Regions from separate parts of the Homo sapiens genome. Here region 2 is linked to region 1. A link is an interaction called in ENCODE POLR2A ChIA-PET data of the cell type or tissue named here. Cell type or tissue: GM12878. All regions are shown on one strand. Each heading gives the region's core, and the rest is flanking DNA. Links, peaks and the distances in the headings are about the cores only. Region 1 overlaps MIB1 (MIB E3 ubiquitin protein ligase 1). Region 2 overlaps ESCO1 (establishment of sister chromatid cohesion N-acetyltransferase 1).

Region 1 (2,812 bases), core at 210-2,709:
ATCATCTTTCAAGTCTCATGTAGGTATCACTTTGGTGAATGACAGATGTCAGCAAACTACACCTGAGGGCCAAATCTGACGTGTCATCTGCTTTTATGAGACCAGTTTTATTGAACACAGTCAGGCCCATTTATTTACATATTTTCCATGGTTGTTTTTGCACTATAGTGCAGAGTACAGCAGTGGGAAAGAGCTGAGTGGTTACTACAGAAACCATGTGGCCTACAAAGCCAAAAATATTTACTATTTCACCCTTTACAAAAAATGTCTGCCAACCTCTGGCCTATGAAAACTTAAGTAACCTGAGTCCTTTTTTACTTAAGACAGAGAATTCTCTATGTGCCCTTTTGATAGTATTGGGTAATAGCCATTATACCACTCTTTGGTAAACAGAAACAGTCACTTTAGGCAAAATGTTACAGAAGAAAACGTTCACCCTTTCTTTAGTTGACCAGCTGCCTATTGGAATTTTTTTTTTTTTTTTTTTTTTTTTAAGACTGAGTCTCAGTCTGTTGCCTAGGCGGAGGACACGAGAATCACTTGAATTGGGAAGGCAGAGGTTGCAGTGAGCCGAGATTGTGCCACTGCACTCCAGCCTAGGTGACAGAGCGAGACTGTGCCAAAAATAAAAAATAAAATAAAATAAAATCTTTTATTGACAAAATGAAGAAAAGCAAAGGGAAGAGAATATTTAACAGTGTATGAACTTGAACAAGGGCAATATGAAAAGCAAAGGACTTCAAGAGAATATGTTTAAAAGAAACTTAAAAACATTTTTTAAATTTTAATACTGCCCTCACAAAGAAAAGATTTCTAAAAGCTCTCTTGACATAAAAGCTTACAGAAGGCCAGAAATTACAGCCCCAGAAATGGTTGCTGTTGGTTCTTCTGCAGTGAGGAAAGTACACAGGAGAGGCAATATTAAGGTGAAGCCAAATGAAGACGTGCTAATTTCATATGTGAACAAAGGCGAGACTAAATGTTTCAACATTTATTTTTCAAAATAAATTTCTATTATGTGTGGAAAGAGACCCTTTTGTGCTAATACAACTGAAATCAAAATCCAAGGTGGCAGAACACAGCATATTCAGTCTTCCCTAATGCTCAGACGCATGGAGGGAAACAGCTGACGTTCTAGTACAGAGAAAGAAATAGAAGGTACTCGAGGCCCATCAACTTTTTTATGAGTTATCCAAAATCAAAAGCAAAAAAACCCTCAAAAACATAATTTTTGTTTCACTTTCTATTTTTATAATAATATTGAGGAACTCTGCATAGGCTACTTACTCTCACAAGCACACATGTGGCCACAGGGTTGAAAAAGAACAGCTGCTTTCTTGTCAGAGCATACCACACATTCTTCAATCTATAGAAAAAGAGGTTACAGCACAGTGACCATTTACAGATAAATCTAGTAACTCTTAACAAGTTCAATTATATCCAAATGTATTTCCTCTGTAAGAAAACACCTAGGCACAGAGAAATTTAACACACACTTTCCTCCCATCCTCTACTTTCCTGGTTATTCATTTTCACATCTTTATATACCCTAGCTTAACAGGCACTTATTTCTATTCTACCTTCATCTCCCTATCTGTCCTAAAATATAGAATAGAAAAAACTCCATTTCCTCTGAGGAAGCCTCTGGAGGCTTCAATATTTTTTTCCCCCAAAAACTACTTTTGAGGGGAAACTAAAAAAGACAACGAACAAATAAAGTAGTAAAATAAGAAATGACTGAAAGACAGATTTCTAATATTAATAAAAATCTAGCTAGATTAGCCAAATTGCTAAAATCCACGAGGGATTTTTCTGTTTACCCACATTTAAGAAACTCTACCTTAAAGTGCCCTTTTCCAGGACTTGGTCAATTCCCATGCTGCCTGAAGCCCACAGCTTTGGGCTATTCTTTTTCCCTGATCTCTAGCAAGACTTCCACAGCCTATTCATAATCTCCCTCACTTTCACCTCTTCTTCATGTCCACTTAATCTGAGCTTGGACATTTAACTATTAACCACCTTGGCTCTGGCTTCCTGTATCCCTACCCCATAGCCCTTGGCTACTCATCTGTCTTTCACCTATTCTCCCTTCTAACACACAGTCACATTTAGCCATCTCTTGTGTCACCAAAAATGGTAACTACTACTCACCTACAGCATCATCCAAACAACCAAATACATGCACGTGTGCTCTCTCTCTTTCTCTCTATGGACTTTCCCAACTTACACCTCAGTATGTACATAGAATTTATGTAAGTATAGAAAAAGCAGAATGCAGAATGCAGTAAGACATAGTTGATCAAGACACTGACATTCCTGGATTCAAAATCTACCTCCAACACCAACAAATTACCTAACATTGTTGAGCTACAACATTATTTATCTAAACAATAAAGAATAATCCTTCACAGAGTGATAAAGAGTAAATCAGATATGTATAAAGTAGTTCAATGTGTAATATATAAAATCAGTGCCTAATACATAATAATTATCTTCTCCTTTCTATATAACATGTTGATTTTTAAAATGATTTCCATTGCATTTGTCTTTTTGTCTGAATTGTTTCTGAAGAGTTTAAAATAATACAGCAAACTGATCTAAAAACCATATCTGTACCTATTCCGCTATTATAAGAAAAAAAAACTGTAGCCATACCTTTTCCTCCAATTATTTCCTCAGGTTATACTTCCAGGAGTGGAGTTACTAAACCAAAGCATATTGTGTAATGTCTGTACATATAGCCGGGTTGGCCACCTAGCCTCCAGCAGTGTTTAGAGAGTGCCTGTTTGCCATTTTCCTTGCTAGCACTTTT
Region 2 (2,812 bases), core at 117-2,616, 260 kb after region 1:
TTTGCCAGATAGTCCTTTTTAGCTTGGTAATTTATTATGCAGAGCTGATTGTATTTATTCTGTTAATGAACGTGACCAGCGCTGCACAGTTCGAATAATGGATTTTTTTGTAATAGTTAAATATTTTTTCATGACTTTTATTGGCAGATTTTTGTACCACATAGAGTTCTTGGAATACCTTCTATTGAAGGTGATTAAAATTTAGGTACTAGAAACCAACTCCAGTAAAATTGTTACTGTAGATAATTAAGGACTATATTACCCCTTTTGTAACCCTGACTTTCATATTTTTCTGTGGATCATTCAATGAAAATCCTTTGGTTCTGTTTTTCCTGTATAAGTTCTGTATTATAGCTGTATTATAATACTGTAGTTACTTTTGGCAAATAAGAGCATTCTGTTAACCCAGCCATCATGTCTTGTCTTTTCCTGAGGGGAAGGGGCATATACATCTTATGCTTGATTGCATTACAATGCTTAAAGGAAGATTTATATCCTCTGCTCTGTTCAGCTTCCTTTAGACATTTATGGCAGCACGTGTAAGATTCACACAAAAACTCAGAGGGTAAATTAAAAGGTGGTATTAAGTATTACTTTAATGTAGTGGTTCTCAAACTTTTTGGTCTTAGGATCCCCTTACACTCTTAAAAATTATGTAGGACTCCAAGTAGCTTTTGTTTATATAGGTTTATATCTATTGATAGTTACTGTATTAGGAATTAATTTCATATATATTAATTCATTTGAAATAATTAAACTACAGCTTAATATAAATAACATTTTAATTTTAATTAAATTTTTTTTTTTTTTTAGTAACAGTGGCTCACTGTGTTGCCCAGGCTGGCCTTGAGCTCTTGGGCTGAAGTGATCCTCTTGCCTCAGCCTCCCAAATAGGTGGGACTACAGGTGTGCATACCCAGCTTAATATATTTAATAAATAACATTTTAATGAAAAACTATATTCCAAAATAAGTTAGTGAAGGAATGGTGATGGTATTACATTTTTGTAAATCTCCTTAATGTTTGGCCTTGATAGAAGACAGCTGGATTTTCCTATCAATCTGTTGCTATATATGTTTCTGGTTGAAGTTTATGACCAGTATGTTGGGTGGGGTATTTTAGCTTTTTCAGATAGTTGTAATACTCTGATTCTGCAACAAAACTTAACAAGTGGTAATTTCTTAAAGGTTAGTTGTGATGTAGAATCTGAAACCATGTCTACATGTGTTTTGCATTCTGTTGCATTAGAATTCATTGGTCTGTTTTGTACTTTTAATCTTTTGCTCTCGTATGATTTTGATCTCAGGAATCCTGAGAGTCCCCATATCACATTTTGAGCACTACTGCTTTAAGGTAAATAATTGAATGTTTAGAATTAATGTAGTTGTTGAAACTGAAGGGGATAATGATAATATGGAAATTGAGTTGGCAAGTAGTTAAGCGAAGCCAGGAGTAACTAAGTAAATTTTTTTTTATTTTTTTGAGACGGAGTCTTGCTCTGTTGCCCAGGCTGTGCTATCTCGGCTCACTGCAACCTCTGCCTCCAGGCTTCAAGCGATTCTCCTGCCTCAGCCTCCCGAGTAGCTGGGATTACAGGCACCTGCCATCATGCCTAGCTAGTTTTTTTTATATTTTTGTGGAGACGGGGTTTTACCATGTTGGCCAGGCTAGTCTTGAACTCCTGACCTCAGGTGATCCCCCTACCTCGGCCTCCCAAAGTGCTGGGATTACAGGCGTGAGACACCATGCCTGGCCAATATTTTCTATCTTTTCATAAAAACATTTTCCCTGTAATATTATTATAGCTAATTATTAATATTATTATAGCTAACACTTAAGCACTGGTGATATATCAGGAGCTTTTCTAAGAACTTTAAACATTTATGGCAGCATACGTAAGATTCTCACAGATAAAAACTCAGAGGGTAAATTAAAAGGAGGCATTAAGTATTACTTTAATGCAGTGTTTCTCAAACTTTTTGGTCTTAGGATCCCCTTATACTCTTAAAAATTATGTAGGACTCCAAGTAGCTTTATATTAGGAAAGGTTTCTTTCTGTTTTTTTTTGTTTTGTTTTTTTGAAGAGACGGGATTTCACTATGTTGCCCAGGCTGGTCTCAAATTCCTGGGCCCAAGTTATCTGCCCACCTTGGCCTCCCAAAGTGCTGGTATTATGGGTCTGAGCCACCACCCCTGGCCCAGGAAAGGTTTCTATTATGGCATCGTTGGAGAGGATTAAATTTAACTTACTTTTATCCCCCATAAATAGTATAGTCTTTGTGACAAGTATTATTCTTTTTATTTATTTATTTTTATTTTATTTATTTATTTATTTATTTTTTGAGATGGAGTCTCGCTCTGTCGCCCAGGGTGGAGTGCAGTGGCGTGATCTCCGCTCACTGCAAGCTCCGCCTCCTGGGTTCATGCCATTGTCCTGCCTCAGCCTCCCGAGTAGCTGGGAGTACAGGCGCCCGCCACCATGCCCGGCTAATTTTTTGTATTTTTTAGTAGAGACGAGGTTTCACTGTGTTAGCCAGGATGGTCTCGATCTCCTGACCTCGTGATCCCCCCTCCTTGGCCTCCCAAAGTGCTGGGATTACAGGCGTGAGCCACCGCACCCCGCCTATTTTTTTTTTTGGAGTCGGAGTCTCGCTCTGTTGCCCCTGCTAGAGTGCAGCGGCGCAATCTTGGCTCACTGCAAGCTCTGCCTCCCGGGTTCAGCCATTCTCATGCCTCAGCCTCCCGAGTAGCTGGAACTACAGGCACCTGCCACCATGCCTGGCTAATTTTTTGTATTTTTAGTAGAGACGGG

Evidence for each region. ChIA-PET counts read pairs that join two places held together with the same protein. Peaks named below come from ENCODE experiments on the same cell type or tissue, not always from the same donor. Only the 100,000 strongest peaks of a DNase experiment are listed, where the experiment ranks them.
Region 2: POLR2A ChIA-PET joins it to region 1 with 6 read pairs; 2 of 35 experiments call an interaction of 5 or more read pairs at or near these places.

The regions. Positions count from the first base shown.
Region 1 is chr18:21,851,694-21,854,505 of GRCh38, reverse strand. MIB1 (MIB E3 ubiquitin protein ligase 1) reads right to left here. Exons shown (of 21, transcript NM_020774.4): 18 at 1,288-1,366. Among named protein-coding and RNA genes, the nearest start is that of MIR133A1HG, 22 kb to the right of the region's middle. In GM12878, for the core only: no CTCF peak of the experiment used is centred there; a DNase peak (open chromatin) is centred at 1,305; H3K27ac peaks cover 1,410 bases.
Region 2 is chr18:21,595,494-21,598,305 of GRCh38, reverse strand. The region is part of intron 1 of ESCO1 (establishment of sister chromatid cohesion N-acetyltransferase 1); the gene reads left to right. Among named protein-coding and RNA genes, the nearest start is that of ESCO1, 3.8 kb to the left of the region's middle. In GM12878, for the core only: no CTCF peak of the experiment used is centred there; no DNase peak of the experiment used is centred there; H3K4me3 peaks cover 14 bases.